Linked DNA regions of Homo sapiens: region 2 is linked to region 1. A link is a loop called in an ENCODE intact Hi-C map of the cell type or tissue named here. Cell type or tissue: heart right ventricle. All regions are shown on one strand. Each heading gives the region's core, and the rest is flanking DNA. Links, peaks and the distances in the headings are about the cores only. Region 1 has its middle 33 kb from the start of LINC01217. Region 2 has its middle 100 kb from the start of DDIT4L-AS1.

Region 1 (10,498 bases), core at 4,499-6,998:
CTTTATCAATTTTAAATCAAGATAACTTAGACTCAGTCTATCATTTTTTTTCTGAAAATAATACAGTACACACATGGCAGCAGTGACCTAATGAAATGACATCTTTTGCTGCAGTTATGAAAGCAAACTTTACTATGTAGGAACTGATTGCCAATAGATTAGTAATTTCCAATGTCACCCATACCTGGGGGTTTAGAACAGAGAAAAGGCCTCTGACTAAAGCAAGGCCATGAAAGGATATCTGCCTCTTGGTTATCTGGGTATGTAAACAGTAATAGTTGGGGCTGACTGCATTTCCTTCCAGACAGCTCTGAAGTGAAAATTATCCATTATGTGTATGTGTAGCTACCTGAGCAAAACGGCCTTTCCAGGTTTCTCTTGTACTTTCCAAAGACAACAATTTTCACTGTTACTCAAAATTCTGTACCAAATGCAACTGATTGAAACTGGATATTGTTGAAGCCTACCACCTGTTTAATAATGTCCACAGGCAGCCCCAAACCATCTCAGTCAAACATCACACCCAAACATTCAGCTTTTCTCAGACCAAATTAAAAGTTTAAAGAGAAAAAAAAAAAGACCAAACAAACACTAAATATACTTAAAAAATCTAAAACAACACAATAAAGTTAAAACAATCTCAAACTAGATGTTCCCACTGAAAATTATTTGTGGTCCCTGAATTTGATTTTCTATTCAAAGGCATTGATTTTCAAAGAAGAGTGATAAAAATATGGTTTGGCATTCTCATAAACTCCAAAAAGTTTCCTCTTCTGCTGTGACTTTCACTTAAATGAAAATCCTACACTGAAAATGAACTGAAACTTGGAAATTCACATGAGATTTCTCCCTCTCCTTTGTTATCTCTTACATGATTTTGTGTATTTTTTAGCTCAGTTTAAGCAATGACGAGATCTGTCCAAATGTCAAGCCGAGGTATTTTGAAAGCAGGAAGAGAAGCCTGTTTACAGCACCCACCTCCACCATAGCACGTGAAATGCACTGAACACTTTAGCTATATGAGAACCCTGCAGCTTCATTACGTTGCAATTAGTCTAGGCCACAAAACAAGAGGACAAACATGAGCTGTTTTTAGGAGTTTAATAGAAATTTGGCAGCTTTAGCTTTTTATTCTACATTTCCACAATTTCTTCATATGGCATCTCATACAAGGTGAAAATTATTAGAGAAATATGCATTAGTTTTTAGTAATGCATATGAATGCATGAAAAAATACATCAACTGAGAATGTCTTTTCCCTCAGTAACATGGATCCAGACATGAGCAATATGCTAAAGATGGCTTTGTAATGTATGAAACCACTCCCCCTCCAACCCAAGGGAAATGATTTGTTTTAATAAGTAGATGAAATATTACAAAACTTTTAATCAAGAGCTTGTGGTCAAGGTGTTTATATTATAAATGATTGCATTTGATGCTTAAAATAGTGTTCATGATAAGAATGTAAAGGAAAATCATTTTGTAAGCAATGGGAATCTTAATAGTTTAGTTGTTTCAGTTTGCTGTTTGTTAGAATCAGAAAATTTATCAAGACTTTTTTTGTGACCTATCATACGGCCTATCTTGGAGAATGTTTCAGGTGCTGATGAAAATAATGTATATTCTACAGTTGTTGGGTAGAATGTTCTGTAAATATCTGTTAAGTCCATTTGTCCTAGGGTACAGTTTAAGTCCATTATTTCTTTGTTGATTTTCTGCCTTGATGACCTGTCTAATGCTTTCAGTGGAGTACTGAAGTACCAACTATTATTGTGTTGCCATCTATCTCATTTCTTAGGTCTAGTAGTAATTGTTTTATAAATTTGGCAGCTCCAGTGTTAGGTGCATTTGTATTTAGGATTGTGATATTTTCCTGTTGGACTAATCCTTTTATCATTATATAATGTTCCTCTTTGTCTTTTTTTTTCTGTTGCTGCTTTAAAGTCTGTTTTGTCTGATATAAAAATAGTTATTCCTGCTCACTTTTGATTTCCATTTGCGTGGAATACCTTTTTCCACCCCTTTACCCTAAGTTTATGGGAGTCATTATGTGTTAGGTGAGTGTTATGGAGACAGCAGATAATTGATTGGTGGATTTTTGTCCATTCTGTGATTCTGTATCTTTTAAGTGGAGGATTTAGGCCATTTATATTCAATGTTAGTATTGAAATGTGAGGTACTATTCTGCATGGTAGTTGCTTCCTAAATCCCTTTTTTTTCCATTGTGTTATTGTTTTATAGGCCCTGTGAGATTTGTGCTTTAAGGAGGTTCTATTTTGGTGGAATTTTGAAGTTTTGTTTCAAGATTTGGAGTTCCTTTTAGCAATTCTTGTAGTGGTGGCTTGCTAGTGGCAAATTCTCTCAGCATTTGTTTGTCTGAAAAAGACTTTATCACTCCTTTATTTATAAAGCTTAGTTTTGCTGGATACAAAACTATTTGCTGACAGTTATTTTGTTTCAGGGGGTTAAAGATAGGAACCCAATCTCCTCTGACTGGTAAGGTTTCTGCTGAGAAATCTGCTGTTAATCTGATAGTTTTCTATTACAGCTTACCTGATGCTTTTGTCTCACAGCTCTTAAGATTGTTTCCTTCATCTTGACTTTAAATAACCAGATGACTATGTGCCCAGTAATGATCGTTCTGCTATGAATTTCCCAGGTGTTCTTTGAGCTTCTTGTATTTGGATGCCTAGACCTCTAGCAAGACCAGTGAAGTTTTCCTCAATTATTGCCTCAAATAAAATTTCCAGACTTTTAAATTTCTCTTCTTCCTCAGGAACACCAATTAGTCTTAGGTTTGGCTGCTTAACATAATCTGAAATTTCTTGGAAGTTTTGTTCATTTTTGTAATTCTTTTTTGTCTTTGTCTGATTGGGTTAATTTTGAAGCCTTATCTTTGGACTCTGAAGTTCTTTCTTCTACTTGTTCTAGGCTATTGTTGATACTTTCAAATGCATTTTGTATTTCTGTAAGTATGTCTTTTATTTCCAGAAGTTGCGATTGTTTTTTCTTTATGTTATCTATTTTTTTCTGGAGTTTTTTAAATCCATATCCTGTACTGTTTGTTTAAAATTTCTTTAAATTGGTTTTCACCTTTCTGTGATATCTTTTTGAGTAGCTCAATAATCAAACTTCTGAATTCTCTGTCTGGCAATTCAGCAATTTTATCTTCATTTGGATCCCTTGCTGGGGGGGCTAGTGTAATATTTTGGAGAGTGCTATAGAGCACTGTTTTGTCATATTAGCAGAATTACTTTCCCGGTTCCTTCTCAGTTAGACTATTTTAGTGGAAAGGTCTGGAACTCAGGGCCTGCTGTTCATATTCTTTTGTCCCATGGGTGATCCCTTGATGTGGTGCTCTCCCTATTCCTTTAGGGATAGGGCTTTCTGAGAGCTGGACTGCAGTGTTTGTTATTGCTCATCTTGGTCTAGCCACCCAGCAGGGCTGCTAGGCTCTGGGTTGGTGCTGGAGGATGTCTGCAAAGATTCCTGAGAAGCGATCTGTCTTCAGGTCTCCCAGCCATGGATACCAGCACGTGCTCTGGTGGAGGTGGCAGGGGAATGAAGTAGACTCTGTGACAGTCCTTGGTTGTAGTGCACTGTCTTTCTCAAATGCTGGTTATGTTAGCAGTGAAGTTGTCATGTGGACAGACTCAGGACCTCTGATTAGCCGGGATGTTGCAGGCGGTGGAATTAGCTGTTGTTTTCTCATTTTGGGGAGCAGGATTATTCTGTCATGAGTTGCTGTAATGGCCTGAGTTGATTGGCCTCCAGCCAGGAGGTGGCACTTTGCAGAGAGCACCAGCTGCAGTGGTAGTAGGGGAATGTAAGCTCACCCTAAGTTGGCCAGTGTAGGTATGCTGGTTTCTCAGGCATCAGGCAGGGTCGTAAAGCTCCCAAGAGTTTCTATCTTTTGTGCTTAGCTACCATGGTGGGTAGAGAATTACCATCAGGTGGGGCCAGGGTTAGACAACTCTGGGTTCAAACTCTCCTGGGGTGGGGCTTGACTCAGCCACTGTGGGGAAGGCGGGGTGGTACTAAGGCCAATAGGGTTATAATAGGGTTATGTTCCAGAGGTGATTATGGCCTCTGTTGTGTCATATAGTTCACCAGGGAAGTGGGGGCTAGCTGATGGTAAAAGGCCTCACCCAGCTCCCATGCAGTTGATAAGGCTGGTCTCATTCCCACAGTGCCCCCACTCAGAACTTGCCCCAGGTTGTAAGCTTTCCTGTTGAGAAAGTAGGCATGACTTTTAGGCCTTACCTACCTCCACCTGCCCACAATGTCATCAGTGGCTCCTGTGCTTGTATCTGCAGCAGTTCCCATTAGCTTCCCAGATACTGCTCAAGAAAATTTGTGCCCAGTCAAAACTATTACAAATTTCATTTGGAAGCTTCTTTCACCCTGTGACTCCTCTTTAATTTTGCTGGCTGCCTTTCCTGAGGCCCCCTGTGAGATGTAGTCCTGGATGGCTTCCCTGGTCTTGAGCTGGAGACTGGGAGTGCCTACAAGGCTCTTCCCACTTATGCTTCAACTTTTATATTTCTCGTGGCTCCCTAAGTTCATTTCAGCTGTAAGTAAGGTTAAATCCTTCTCCTGTGATCTGGAATTTCAGACTCCCCAGTGGGGATGTGTGTTTGGATGCAGGTTTTCCTCCCTCTTGCATTTGGGAAACTCACAGTTTTTCACAAGTCCCATGGAATTTGCAGTGGCATGGCACTTCTTTCAAAGGATCTGTGAATTCTTTTGTTTTATCCTGGTGTGTTTCTGTGGTGGTTCTTGGAGCAAAAGGTCATGGTGTGGGTCTCCATACTCTGTTCTGTCCATCCAAGTGAGAGCTGAACATTAGCCATGTCTCCTATTTGCCATCTTCTTCTCCAACTACAGCTGCATCTTTCTCTGTATATTTTTGATAGCAATCCTTTATCGTATATGCCTTTTACAAATATTTTTCTCCAAGTCTGTGGTTTGTGTTTTCATTCTCTTGATAGTGTCTTTCACAGATATAAAGTTATTATTTTAATAAAATCCAGCTTACCAATTTTTTCTTTTATGGATTGTGCCATTGGTGTTGTATCTAAAAAAATCATCACCAAGCCCAAAGTTACTTAGATTTTCTCCTATGTCATCTTCTGGGAGTTTTATAGTTTTGCATTTTGCATTTAGATCTGTGATCCATTTTGAATTTATTTTTGTGAAGGGTATAAGGTCTATTTAAAGATTAATTTTTGTGCATGTGGATGTCCAGTTGTTCCAGCACCATTTATTGAAAAGACTATCTTTTCTCCACTGTATTACCTATATGATGTTGTCAAAAATCAGTTGACCATATTTATATGGGTCTATTTCTGTGCTCTCTGTTTGATCTCTTTGTTTATTCTTTTACCCGTACCACTCTATCTTAATTGTCATAGCTTTACAATAAGTCTTGAATTTGGGTAGTGTCAGTTCTTCACTTTGTTTTTCCTCAATATTGTGTTGGATATTCTGGGATTTTTGCCTCTCCATATAAATTTTGGTTTAAGTTTGTCAATATCTGCAAAATAATTTGTTAAGATACTGATTGGGATTGCATTGAATCTGTAGATCAAGTTGAGAAAAGCCGACATATTGACAATGTTGAGTCTTCCTATTCATGAATCTGGAATATTTCTCAATTTTTTAAATTATATGAACTCTTTTATCTGAGTCTTATCATTTTCCTCATGTAGATCTTGTATATATTTTGTTAGATTTATATTGAAATATTTCATTTTGGGGAGTACTAATGTAAATCTAATGTGTTTTTAATTTCAAAATTCGATTGTTCATTGTAGGCATATAGATAAGTGCTTTACTTTTGTATATTAACCTTCTATCTTGCAAATTTACTGTAACACCTTATTAGTTCAGAAGTTTTTGTGCTGACTTTTAGATTCCTTTTTACATAAACATGTCATCTGAAAATAACACAGTTTTGTCTTATTTTTAATCTGGATATATTTTATTTCTTTGTATTGACTTATGCATTACCTTGAAAATTGACATTGAAAATTAGTGGTGAGAGGAGATATCTGTACTTTGTTCCTGATTTTAGCAGGAGTTTTGAGTTTCTCACTATTAAATATGATGTTAGCTGTAGGTATTTTATAGATACTGTTTATCAAGTTGAGTAAGTTCCCCTCAATTCCTAGTTTACTGAGAGTTTTTGTCAAGAGCAGATACTGAATTTTGTCAAATGCTTTTTCTGCAACTATTGATATAATCTTGTGATATTTCTTCTTTAAACTATTGATGTGATGGATTACATTAAGTGATTTTTGAATCTCAAACTGGCTTTGCATACCTGGAATTAATCCCATTATTTCCATGATTGCGATGGTTAATATTGAGTGACAACTTGATTAGATTGAAGGATGCAAACTATTGTTCTTGGGTGTGTCTGTGAGGGTGTTGCTAAAGGAGATTAACATTTGTGTCAGTGGACTGGGAGAGGCAGACCCACTCTCATTCTGGGTGGGCACAAGCTAATCAGCTGCCAGAATGGCTAGAATAAAGCAGATAGAATAAATAGGAAAGACTTGACTTGCTGAGTCTTCCGGCCTTCATTTTTCTCCCATGCTGGATGCTTCCTGCCCTTGAAAATTGGACTCCAAGTTCATCAGCTTTTGGACTCTTGGACTTACACTAGTGGCTTTCCAGGGGCTCTTGGGCCAGAGACTGAAGGCTGCACTGTTGGCTTCCCTGCTATTGAGGTTTTGGGACTTGGACTGGCTTCTTTGCTCCTCAGCTTGCAGATGGCCTATTGTAGGACTTTACCATGTGATCTTGTGAGTCAATACTCTTTAATAAACTCCCCTTCATACATACCTATATCCTATTAGTTCTGTCCCTTTAGAGAACCCTTACTAATACAATGATGTATATTTGTTTATATACATTGTTGGATTTGATTTGGTAATATTTTATTGATGATTATTGCATCAGTGTTTATTAGAGATATTAATTTGTAGTTTTCTTGTCTTGTAATGTGTTTGTCTTGTTGTGGTATTACGGTTGTGCTGGCCTCACAGAATGTGTCGGATAGTATTTCCTTTTTTTCTACTGTTTTTAAAAATTTATTTTTATTTTTATTTAAGTTTTTGTGAGTACATAGTAGGTGTATATATTTATGGGGTATATGAGATGTTTGATACAAACATGACAAGTGAAATAAACAAGTCATGGGGAATGGGGGTATCCATCCCCTCAAAAATTTATCCTTTGATTTACAAAAAATCCAGTTACACTCTTTATTTAAAAATGTACAATTAATTTATTATTGACTATAGTCACCCTATTGTGCTATTAAAGAGAAGGTCTTATTCGTTTTTTTCTAACAACTTTTTTGTACCCATTAACCATCCCTACCTTCCCTGCAGACCCTCACTACTCTTCCCAGCCTCTGGTACCCATCCTTCTACCCTCTAAGTTCATGAGTTCAATTGTTTTGATTTTTAGATCCCACAAATAAGTGAGAACATGCAATGTTTGTCTTTCTGTGCCTGGCTTATTTTACATAACATAACGATCTCCAGTTCCATCCATCTTGTGAATGACTGGATCTCATTCTTTTTTATAGCTGAATAGTAATCTATTGTGTATATGCACCACATTTTCCTTATTCATTCATCTGTTCATGGACTCTTAGTTTGCTTCCAAATCTTAGCTATTGTAAACAGTGCTGCAACAAACATAAGAGTACAGCTATCTCTTCAATATACTGATTTCCTTTCTTTTGAGCATGTACCTAGCACTAGGATTGCTGGATTATGTAGTAGCTCAATTTTTGGTTTTTGAGGAACCTTCAAACTGTTCTCCATAGTTGTTGTACTAATTTACATTTACACCAACTGCATACAAGTGTTCCCTTTTCTTCAGTTCCTCACTAGCATTCGTTATTATCTGTCTTTTGAATATAAGCCATTTTAACTAGGGTGAGATAATATCTTATTGTAGTTCTGATTTTTTATTTCTCTGATGATCAATGATGTTGAGCATCTTTTCATATGCATGTTTGCCATTTTTATGTCTTCTTTTGAGAAATGCTTATTCAAATCTTTTGCCCATTTTTGATTGGATTATTATATTTTTTTCTATAGAGTTGTTTGAACTCCTTATATATTCTGGCTATTAATTCCTTGTCAAAGGGTGGTAGTTTGCAAATATTTTCTGCCATTCTGTGGGTTGTTGCTTAACTTTGCTGATCGCTTGCTTCACTGTGCAGAAGCCTTTTAACTTGATGTGATCCCATTTCTCTATTTTTTCTTTGGTTGCCTGTGGTTGTGAGGTATTGCTCAAGAAATCTTTGCCCAGACCAATGTCCTGGAGATTTTCCCCAATGTTTTCTTGTAGTAGTTTTATACATTGAGGTCTTACATTTAAGTCTTTAATCCATTCTGACTTAATTTCTGTATATGGTGATAGATAGGGGTCTAATTTTATTCTTCTGCATATGGATATTCAGTTTTACTATCATCATTTATTGAAGAGATTGTCTTTTCCCCAGTGTGTGTTCTTCACACCTTTGTTGAAAATGAATCTATTATAGGTGTGTGGATTTGTTTCTGGGTTTTCTACTTTGTTCCATTCATCTATATGTCTGTTTTTATACCAGTACTATGTTGTTTGGTTACTGTAGCTCTGTAGTATGGTAATGTGATTCCTCCAGGTTTGTTCTTTTTGCTTAGTATAGCTTTGGCTGTTCTGAGTCTTTTTGGGTTCCATATAAATTTTAGGATTGTGTGTTCTATTTTTGTAAAGAATGCCATTGGTACTTTGATACAGGTGACACTGAATTTGTAGATCGCTTTAAGTGGTATAGATAGTTTAACAATGTTAATTTTTTCAATCCATGAACATGGAATTTTTTTATTTTTTGTTGTCCACTTTATTTCATCAAGGTTTTATAGTTTTCATTAAAGGGATCTTTCAGTTCTTTGGATAAGTTAATTCCTAGGCATTTAATTTTATGTCTGGTTATTGTAAATTGAATTATTTTTTAAATTTCTTTTTTGCGTTGTTCATTGTTGGCATATAGAAATGCTACTGATTTTGTTTATTGGTTTTGTATCCTGCTACTTTACTGAATTTGTTGATCAGTTCTAATAGTTTTTTGGCTGGCTCTTTAGGTTTTGCCAAATATAAGGTTACATCATCTTCAAATAAATATAATTTCCATCTTGGCTGAGATGGTGAAACCCCGTTTCTATTAAAAATACAAAAAATTAGCCAGGCGTGGTGGCGGGCACCTGTAGTCCCAGCTACTCAGGAGGCTGAGGCAGGAGAATGGCATGAACGTGGGAGGCGGAGCTTGCAGTGAGTGGAGATCGCGCCACTGCACTCCAGCCTGGGCGACACAGCGAGACTCCATCTTAAAAAAAAAAAAAAAAAAAAAGATAATTTGACCTCTTCCTTGGCAATTTGGATGTTCTCGATTTTTTTCTCTTTTCTGATTACTCTAGCTTGGACTTCCAGTACTATGTTGAATAACAGTGGTGACAGTGAGCACCTTGTGTTTCAGATCTTAGAGAAAAGGCTTTCAGTTTTCCCCTGCTAAATATGATACTAGCTGTGGGTCTGTCATATATGGCTTTTATTATGTTGAGTTATGTTTCCAATATCCTCAGTTTTTCTCTTCCATAAGAAGCAACCCTTCATTCATTCAAAATCTATCATGAGATTGCAATCAATCTATCACATCTTGAGGCTCTGTTTCTAAATCTAGTTCTCTTACAATTTCCATCACATCTGCAGTTACTTCCGCCACTAAAGTCTTGAATCCCTCTAAGTCATCCATGAAGGTAGGAATCAACTTCTTTCCAACTCCTGTTAGTGTTGATGTTTTGACCTCCTCCCATGAATGACAAATGTTCTTATGGGAATCTGAAATGGTGAATCTTTTCCAGAATATTTTTAATTTACTTTATACAGATTCATCAGAAAACATCATTCCCTATTGCAGCAAAAGCCTTACAAAATGTATTTCTTAAATAATAAGACCTGAAAGTTTAAATTACTCCTTGATCTATGAGCTGCAGAGTGGTGTCGTGTTAGCAGGCACAAAAACATTAATATTTCATATCTTCATCAGAGCTGTCAATGATCAGTAATATTTTGAAAGCAATCTGTTTTTTTCCTAGGCAGTAGGTCTCAACAGTGGGCTTAAAATATTCAGTAAACCGTACTGCAAATAGATGTGCTATCATCCAGGCCTTGTTGTTTATGTATAGAGCACAAGCAGAGTTGATACAGCATAATTCTTAAGGGCCCTTTAATTTTCAAAATGGTAAGTTAGCATTGGCTTCAACTTAAAGTTGCCAGCTGCGTTAGTCCCTAATAAGGGAGTCAGCCTGTCCTTTAATGCTTTGAAGCCCTACATTGACTTCTCTAGGTATAAAAGTCCTAGATGGCATCTTCTTCCAATAGAAGACTGCTTCATCTCCACTGAAAATCTGTTGCTTAGTGTAGCCACCTTCAT
Region 2 (10,498 bases), core at 2,820-5,319, 670 kb after region 1:
GCGACAGGAAACATCACCCCAGGCAGCCAGAACAGAAAAGGAAAATGGCAGACAGCACAGGTTTTCAAGGACTAGCTTGTCATTCATGAGTCCTTTGAGCATGCTTTTTGTAGTGGATTCAATGGTTACACCCCAGAAAGATATGTCTATGTCCAATCCCCTGGAACCCATGAACATGATCTTATTTGGAAAAAGGGATTTTGCTGATGTCATTAAATTAAAGGTCTCGAGATGAGATCATTCTGGATTATCCAGGTAAGCCCTAAACTCAATGACAAGTATCCGTATAAAAGACACAGGGATCAGACTGACCAACATGGAGAAACCCCACCTCTACTAAAAATACAAAATTAGCCTGGCGTAGTGGCGCATGCCTGTAATCCCAGCTACTCGGGAGGCTGAGGCAGGAGAATCGCTTGAATCTGGGAGGTGGAGGTTGCGGTGAGCCAAGATCACGCCACTGCCCTCCAGCCTGGGCAACAAGAGAAAAAAAAAAAGAAAGGTACAGGGGTGAGATATAGAGAGACAGATATGAAAGTCATATAGAGACTGAGGCAAGTAATGGAATTACACAGCCACAAACCAAGGAATGCCTGGAACCACCAGAAGCTGGAAGAGGCAGGGAAGGATTTTTCTCTAATAGTCTGTGGAGGGGACATTGGCCTGCCAACACCTCAGCTTGACTTCTGGCCTCCAGAACCATAAGAGAATAAATTTCCATTTTTTTTCCATCACCCAGTTTATCATAAGTTTTAAGGCAGCCCTAGAAAATTAATACATTTTCAAAAAAATTGACTGAACACATTCTCCATGCCAAACACTATGCCAGACACCAGTGATACAGCAGTAAACCAAACAAAGGCCCCTGCACTCATGGAGCTTATTTTACAAAGAGAAAAGAGATTATACACTGGCAAATAGACAAACAAACAAAAATTTTTTTGAGAGTGAAAAGTCCTGCAAATAAACATGTCAAACATGGCCCTGTGGTAAAGATCATATACCTAGAAAACTGTACAAAATCCTCCAAAAGACACCTAAATTTGATAAATGAATTCAGCAAAGTCTCAGGTTACAAAATCAATGTACAGAAATCAGTTGCACTGCTATACCCCAGCAAAGACCAAGGTGAAAATAAAATTAAGAACTCAATCTCTTTTACAATAGCTGCAAAAAAAAACTAGGAATATACTTAACCAAGGAGGTGAAAGACCTCCTAATACAAGGAGAACTACAAAACACTGCTGAAGGAAATCATGAACGATACAAATAAATGGAAACACATGTTCACAGAATGGAAGAACCACTATCATGAAAATGACCATACTGCCCAAAGCAATATACAGATTCAATGCAGTTTCTATCAAAATATCAGCATCATCTCTCACAGAATTAAAAAAAAAATTCTAAAATTCATATACAACCAAAAAAGAGTCCTAATGTCCAAAGCAATTCTAAACAAAAAGAACAAATTTGAAGTCATCACATTACCTGACTTCAAGCTATACTACAAAGCTATAGTTACCAAACAGCATGTATTGGTATAAAAGTAGATACACAGAACAATGGAACAGAATAGTGAACCCAGAAAGAAAGACAAATACTTGCAACCAACCGATCTTTGACAAAGCATACAAAAACATAAATTGAAGAAAGGACACCCTATGTAATAAATGGTGCTGGGAAAACTGAATAGCCACATGTAGAAGAATGAATGAAACTGGATCCCTCTCTCTCACCGTATAAAAAATCAACTCAAGATAGATCAAAGACTTAAATCTAAGACCTGAAACCATAAAAATTCTAGAAGAAAACCTAGGAAAAACTTTCTTCTGGATACTGACATAGGCAAAGATCTTACGACTAAGACCCCAAAAGCAAATGCAACAACAACAAAAATAAAAGGGACCTAATTAAACTAAAAATCTTCTGCACAGCAAAACACATAATCATCAGAATAAACAGACAGCTCACAGAATGGGAGAAAATATTTGCAAACTTTGCATCAGACAAAGGATTAATATCCAGAATCTACAAGAAACTCAAACAAATCAGCAACAGTAAAACTAATAATCCCATCAAAAAGTAGGCAAATGACATGAATAGATATTTCTTAAAAGAAGACATATAGATGGCCAACAAACATGAAAAACTGTCCAATATCACGAATCATCAGGGAAACACAAATTAAAACCACAATGAAATACCACCTTACCCCTGCCAGAATGGCCACTATTAAAAAGTCAAAAAACAATAGATGCTGGTGTGAATGTGGTGATGTGGTGAAAAGGGAGCACGTTTACACTGCTGGTAGGAATGTAAATTAGTACAACCTCTATAGAAAACAGAATGGAGATTTCTTAAAGAACTAAAAGTAGATCTACCATTTAATCAAGAAATCCCACTACTGGGTATCTACTCAAAAGAAAAGAAATCATTATATCAAAAAAACCCTTTGCCAGGTGCAGTGGCTCACGCCTGTAATCCCAGCACTTTGGGAAGCCAAGATGGGCGGATCACGAGGTCAGGAGATCGAGACCATTCTGGCTAACACGGTGAAACCCCATCTCTACTAAAAATACAAAAATAAATTAGCCGGGCTTAGTGGCGGGCGCCTGTAGTCCCAGCTACTCGGGAGGCTGAGGCAGGAGAATGGCGTGAACCTGGGAGGCGGAGCTTGCAGTGAGCCGAGATCAGGTCACTGCACTCCAGCCTGGGCGACAGAGCGAGACTCTGTATCAAAAACAAAACAAAACAAAACAAACAAACAAACAAAAAACACTTGCAGGCATGTTTATTGCAGCACAATTCATGATTGCAAAGGTACAAAACCAACCTAAGTGCCCATCAACTTATGAGAGGATAAAGAATATGTGGTATAAATACACCATGGAATACTATTCAGCCATTAAAAAAGAACAAAACAATGTCTTTTGCAGCAACTTGGATGGAACTGGAAGCCACTATTCTAAGTGAAGTAACTCAGGAATAGAAAACCAAAAACTGTATGTTCTCACTTATAAGTGAGAGCTAAACTATGGGCACACGAAGGTATACAGAGTGGAATAAGGAACTCTGGAGACTCAGAACGGGAAGGGTGGGAGGAGGGTGAGGAATAAAAAAACTACATATTGGGTACAATATACATTACTCAGGTGACAGGTGCACTAAAATCTCAGACTTCAGCACTACACAATTCATCCACATAACCAAAAACCACCTATACCCCAAAGGCTATTGAAATTTAAAAATTTTAAATAGAAACACTTACCAATATTTAAAACATAATTGAGGGATGCAACTCCAGACAGGATGATTAGGCAAGAGTAGGTGACATTTTAGCTGACTCCATCCAGAAATATCCAGAAAATTTTGAGAAGAATCTTAGGGGCATTGGACTTTTTCAAGAGGTCAGGGTAAAGCCAGAAAAAAAAGTGCCATTTTGCAACCATTACTTTGTGCCTTTAAAATCCCCAAAATTGTTTTTCAAACTATACTCCTTGGAACCCTAAGGAGTGCCACTAAAACCTGTGCGGGAGCCACACACAGCTGGAGCGGGGCTGGAGACTCAGGCAGGGTTCTTTGTCCCTGACATCTCTGTTAATCAGAGCAGCTATATGCCCTCCAACTTTCTATATTATAGCTTCCATGTAAGCTTTTGCCTAAGAAACTGTTTTGCAACTGAGAAAATTTGAAAACCACTGCCCTAAGCTGATGTAGCCTAGGAAATGTGAAATTACATTAACGTAGAGAATGTTTTATCCAGGGCCTTCTACGTTTCAAAGTACAGCCATTAGTTCATCAGGATGTACATAAACTAAACAAGGACATAGAATGTTTTCTCCTTCCTCCTGGATTCCTGTCTCCCTTTAATTGAGAGCCATTCCTCAAGGAAAGAGGATTTACTTAACTGAACGATATATATTGATTATCTGAATTATTTTTTAACTCATTATACAATAGTTTATGTTTTCACACTTTGCCTAAATATTTTTTAAGAATCCCTACCCTGTGTAACATGCTACAGTTGCTTCACAGCTGTGCTAAAATAAAGTCAAGGAGGCAGCCAAATAGAACTTCCTGTTAGCTGGTGATATGGCTTGGATGTTTGTCCCCTTCCAATCTCATGTTGAAATAATGCCCAGTGTTGGAGGTGGGGCCTGGTAGGAGGAGATTGGATCACGGGAGCAGATCCTTCATGAACGGTTTAGTACCATCCCCTTGGTGATGAGTGAGTTCTTGCTCAGTTGGTTCATGTGAGATGTGATTGTTTAAAAGACTCTGGGACCTCCCCCTTCTCTCTCTCTTGCTCCCACTCGCACCATGTGACATCATCTGCTCTCCCTTTGCCTTCTGCCGTGATTATAAGCTTCCTAAGACCCTCACTAGAAGCAGATTCTGGAGCCATGCTTGTACAGTCTGCAAAACTGTGAGCCAATTAAACCTCTTTTCTTTACAAGTTACCTAGTTTCAGATATTCCTTTATAGCAATGCAGAAACTGACTAACACAGAAAATTAGTACTGAGCAGAGGGATGTTGCTATAAAGATACCTGAAAATGTGAAAGTGGCTTTTAGTAATGGGCAGAGGTTGGAAGAGTTTGAAGGACTCAGAAGACAGGAAGATGAAGGAAAGTTTGGAACGACTTAGAAAGCTGTTAAGTGGTTGTGACCAAAGTGCTGATCGAAATATGGAGTGAAAATGAGCCTGATGAAGTAAGGAAGACGGGAGTGAGGAACTTATTGGGAACTGGAGTTAAGGTCACCCATGTTACACCCTAGCAAAGAATGTGGTTGGGTTGGATTCATGACCTAGAGATCTGTGGAAGTTCGAATTTAAGAGTGATGACCTAAGATATTTGGCAGAAGAAATTTATAAGCAGCAAAGTGGTCCAAGATGTGAACTGGATGCTTCCAACAACCTATGATTAGATACAGGAGTGAAGAAATGACTTAAAGTTGGAATTTATAATGAAAAGGGAAGCAGAGCAAAAAAATGGAAAAATTTGCCTCCTGGCCATGTGGTAAAGAAAGCAAAAGCATTTTCAGGAAAGGAATCCAGGCAGGCTATGTTGTAGAGATTCGCATGACTAAAAGGGAGGCCAAGTGCTAGTAATATCCAAGACAATGGATGAAGGGCTTTGAAGGCATTTCAGAAGTTTTCAGGGCAGCCTCCCCACACAGGCCCAGAGGCCTAGGAGGAAAGCATGATGTTGGTGGCCAGGCCCAGGGCCCCCTCCCCTGAGCAGCCTTGGGGCACTGCACCCCACATTCCAACTAGTCTAGTTTCAGCTTCAGCTCAAAGAAGCCGGGTTCAGCTTGGACCGCCATTCTGGAGGGTGCAAGCCATAAGCCTTGGTGGCTGCCATATGATGTTAAGCCTGCAGATGCTCAGAATGCAAGCATGAGGGAGGCTTTGTGGCTTCCACCTAGATTTCAGAAGATGTATGGAAATGCCTGGGTGCCCAGCAGAAGCCTGCCATAGGAGCGGAGCCCTCATAGAGAAGCACTATTAGGGCAATACTAAGGGGAAATGTGGGTTTGGAGCCCACACACAGCATCCCCACCAGGGCACTGCCTAGTGGAGTTGTAGGAAGGGGAGGCCTAGTGGAGTTGCAGAATGGTAGATTCACTGGCAGCTTGCACCCTTTACCTAGAAAAGCTACACTCTCTCAACTCCAACCTGTGAGAGCAGCCACATGGCCTGCACCCTGCAAAACCACAGCAGTGGGGCTTCCCAGAACCTTGAGATCCCAAGCCTCACACAAAGATGTGGGACGTGAAGTCAAGAATTATGTTAAAGCTCTAAAATGTAATGCCTGCACTGCTGGGTTTCTGACTTGGTTAGGGCCTGTTATCCCTTCTTATGGCCAATTTCTTCCTTTTGGAATGTATACCCAATGCCTCTACCACCATTGTATCTTGGAAGTACATAACTTATTTTTTATCTGATAGGCACATAGTTGAAAGAACTTCATCTCCAGATAAGACTTGGGACTTGGGACTTGAGACTTGGGACTTTTTAGTTAGGCTGGAATGAGTTAAGTATTGGGGGAACTATCATGAATGCATGACTGTATTTCAAAATGTGAAAAGGTCATGAGATTTGGGGGGCCCTCACCAGAAGCAGAATACCCTCAAGTATTTCTTTATAGTGATACAAAAACTGACTGACAAAGCTAGTAATCTTCTCCACTCTACAATCATTGACAAATTTAAAAAAAAGTGGCAGTAGAGTACACTCAGTGGATTTAGCTGGGCTAATTTTAGCCTGCTGAAACCCCAGGGTTATCAGTTGGGAATTAGATTTTCTGTAACAGAAAAAAAAATCATGAATAATAGTGGCATAAACAAGACAGAAGGACATTTTAATTCCCCTCCCCAAAAAGTCATGTAGTCAGGCCACATCCACCATGCACTCTAAGTGTTAGGACCCAGACTCTTTTCACCTTGTGGTTCTGCCATGCAGAGTTTCTATCCCAAGATCACCTCGTGTTTCAAAAGGGCTACTTGAGCCCCAACCATGTAATCCAAATTTCTGTCAACAGAAAGGATGAAGTAGGGGGAAAGGACATGCCTTCTCATTTTAAAGACACTTGCTGGAAATTGCAACCTGTACTTCATTTTACACCTCATTGGCCAAAACTTAACCATGTGGCCAAACCCAGCTGCAGGAAGTTGAGAAATGTAGTCTTTTTTCCAAGTAGTCATGTGCCAGCTTAAAATTAGGTGTTGTATTGCTGACCCCTGTGTACCTCAGTAGCCTCATCTCACTGTGCTCACCCCCACTCTTTGAGCTCTGCCACACTGGCCTGCTCCCAGTGCCTTGACTAGATCAGGCTCCCTTACAACAGAGGGTCTTTGTATGTTCTCTTTTGTTGTCTGAGCCACTCTTCTCCCATGGCCTACCCTCCTTATCTATCTATTAATAAACCCCATCTATCCTTCTGACTCAAAACAACACCTTCAGAGGAAAACCTTCTTTTACCTCAAACTAGGTCGAATGCCCCACTATACAGTCTCAGGGAGCATACCCTTCTTGTTTGTAGTACTTATCACTGTTATAGTTTGACATTTACTTGTATGGTTAGTTGATTAATGATTATCTCCTCCTTCAGGCAGTAAGTCAGTCTTATTCACTACTGTATCTCTAGCACTTTGCTTAATACCTGGTGCTTAGAAGGTGTCCAGTAAATATGAGTTAAACAAGTTAATACCATTTAAATGTCGCTTTACAAACATGGTGCAAAGTTCCCAAAAAAAAAAAAAAAAAATTTGGGGGCAAAGTACACGAACAGAAACTTCTCAAAAGAAGACATAAATATGGCTAACAAGCATATGAAAAAATGCTCAACATCACTAATCATTAGAGAAACGCAAATCAAAACCGCATGAGACACCATTTCACACTAGTCAGAATAGCTATTATTAAAAAAAACTCAAAAAATAACAGACTGGTGAGGTTGCAGAGAAAAGGAATGTTTATACACGCTGATGGGAATGTAAATTAGTTCTGTCACTGTGGAAAGCAGTTTGGAGATATCCCAAAGAACTTAGAAATACCATTGGACCCAGCAATCCCATTACTTGATATATACCCAAGGGACTGTAAATCATTCTGCCATAAAGACACCTGCATACATGCATTGACTGCAGCACTATTCACAATAGCAAAGACATGGAATCAACCTAGATGCTTACTAGCAGTAGATTGGATAGAGAAAATGTGGTACATATACACCATGGGATACTATGCAGCCATAAAAAAGAATGAAATTATATACTTTGCAGCAACATGGATGGTGCTGGAGGCCATTATCCTAAGCAAATTAATTTAGGAATAGAAAACCAAACACTGCATGTTCTCACTTATAAGTAGGAGCCAAACACTGGGTGCTCATGGACATAAAGATGGCAACAACAGACACTGGAGGCTTACTTGAGAGTGGAAGGTGGGAGAAGGGTGAAAAAATCCTTTGTACACCAAACTCTAGTGACATGCAATTTACTCATAACCACGTAACAAACCTGTGCACATATCCCCTTGAACCTAAAATAAAAGTTAGAAGGTAAACAAAAACATATTTATGATAAATATAAGATGTATAAGATGTATGACTAATTACAAAGGTATTTTTTTCCATTTAGCTTGCCTAAATTATGATTGTATACAAAATAAAAATATGAATATTTTCTTGTCCATAATATGGAAACTCTGAAGCCTTTTTGGTGAAGAGGGATATGGAGTGGTTGCTTATATTAGTGAATTTGGGCATGAGGCAGTTGGGGAGTTTTATTTCTATTTTTAATCTTCCCAGGTGTTTTCTCCTTCATTCCCAAGCTCCTTTGCAGCTGGCTTTAAATTTTTGCATTGAGTCATCCTTGAATACATTTCCTAAATATACTCTAATCAAAGTAGCAGGCTTCCTTTAGTATTTCAGCCAGTCTGATATAATTCTAACAATATAGACAACAATTTCACTCCTCTAACTTGAACAATCTTCTATCTGCAGCTTTATTGAAAAATCCCCTCATGTGTAATTTACCAGCACTTTCTGTTTAGAGGTGATGGTAATAGGCCTTATTCAGGGAACCAAAACTGAACAACTCCCAACACTAATCTTTTACTGGAGTTGAGTCACATCTTTCTATATTTCTTTTGTGTAAAAATACCATGAAAAATAAAATGACTGTGAAAGAGAGAAAAAATAATCAAGAGCTGACTATATTTGTGGTGTTTTCCAACTGTGGCTTCTACATGACTTCTTTGTTAAATTACCTTGAATCATATTGTCTTTAATAATGATGAAATGGTAATAGAATCATAGCAAATATTTATTGAGTGCTTACTATATGCCATGCAGAGCCATCAAAATAAAACACTAAGGAACACTATGCTAACCTAATACTGTAAAACCAAACATACTAGAACGCCCTATGTTTGAAACTCATTGTGTCTGGCAATATACACTATGTATATATAAATGACATACAAAATCTTCTACCAGCAAATTGGTAAGCATGAGTCATAAGATTTCTTGAGCTCTTCTGCTTTCACATCCAAATTTTGATATGTGTTATGGATACTCTTCCTCCTCACTTGAGTTTCAGATTGTTAACTCAAGCTACCTCCTTGGGTTTTCACTGACTTATTTCTTAAGTGTCTTTCATCTAATGCAACTCACAGCCAACAGACTGTGAGCTGATAAGCAACTCACAGCCAACAGACTTCATGCAGCCCACCTGGCTTTGTGACACTGTCCACAATACAACTTCAGAAACAATAAGCGAAAATATTAGTATTGATAAATGATATTCCCACTCATATATACATATTTGTAAAACCCTGTCCATGTTTTCTCTTGCCTTCAGGTCTCTACACACTCTGTTCCCTCTGTCTGAAACCTGCAGCCTGCTTCTGCCTAGCAAATTCTGAACCATCTATGACATCTCATCTTTCATATCTCTCTAAATCCAGGTATCTAGTCAGTAACACTATTGTATAGCATTTACCATACTATGTTATGAAAGTGCTATACATTTGTCTGTAATGCCCAATGGATTATAAGCTTTAGAACAGTGAGGACTGTGTCTTCTCTATCAAAAGCAAGAAAAATAAGTATTCATGTTCATATATATTTAAAAATGTATTGACTATTTATTATAGACCTGGACAATAACTCTGGAGGTATGCTTTCAGCCTGATTAATGTCCTGCTATAAGTTGCCCAATTCTCAAACATAAACCACAAATTCTGCTTTTGTTGCAAAAGCAACAGCTATACAATCATGTGGATATAAACAAAACCAACCTACCTATCCCAATTCCAAAATAAATTAACAGTTCTGGATTTCTTGCCATCAATTGTATCTTCAGTAAGTAATTTGTTGGAGAGAATGGTAGAATTATGGTAGTTTATTCATGTGATAATTTATTTAAATATATAAATAGACTGACCATGTTTCTTATCTGCTCAAAACTTCCAGTGATCCCTTAATATCTGTAGAATAAAAATCCATATTTCTGAGGTTGATATTTAAGGCTGGTCATAATCTTGCACCTTCCTACCCTTCCAGCCCTTTCTTCCCAACCCATCACACACTCAGTATTCTAGGCAAATCAATGTTATTCCCTAATATCTGCAATCTTTGATCATAATGATAATAACCAACCTGCAAAGAGTCGTCATTATATGCCAGCCCCTCTTCTAAGTGCTTTACATATGTTAACTCATTTAATCTTTACAACAACATTGTTAGGTGGCTATCACTATTAACCCTGTTTTAGAAATGAAGAACTTGAGGCACCTTGCTTAAGGTCACACAGTATGTAGGAAAGTCTGGCTGTGATCCCAGACAAGTTTAGCTCCAGGGGAATATTCTGAATCATTATGCTCCCTGCTTCCCTATTCTCTTACTTCTGCCTGTCCCCACCTCTGCATTTCTGAATCCCATACACAGCCTTCAAGTCTCAACTTAAATGGCACTTCCTCTACGAAG

The links. Peaks named below come from ENCODE experiments on the same cell type or tissue, not always from the same donor. Only the 100,000 strongest peaks of a DNase experiment are listed, where the experiment ranks them.
Region 2: it touches region 1 in a loop (7-fold over the local background); 26 of 110 quality-filtered maps call a loop at or near these places.

The regions. Positions count from the first base shown.
Region 1 is chr4:100,752,700-100,763,197 of GRCh38, reverse strand. No RefSeq gene overlaps it. Among named protein-coding and RNA genes, the nearest start is that of LINC01217, 33 kb to the left of the region's middle. In heart right ventricle, for the core only: no CTCF peak of the experiment used is centred there; no DNase peak of the experiment used is centred there.
Region 2 is chr4:100,081,598-100,092,095 of GRCh38, reverse strand. No RefSeq gene overlaps it. Among named protein-coding and RNA genes, the nearest start is that of DDIT4L-AS1, 100 kb to the left of the region's middle. In heart right ventricle, for the core only: no CTCF peak of the experiment used is centred there; a DNase peak (open chromatin) is centred at 4,172.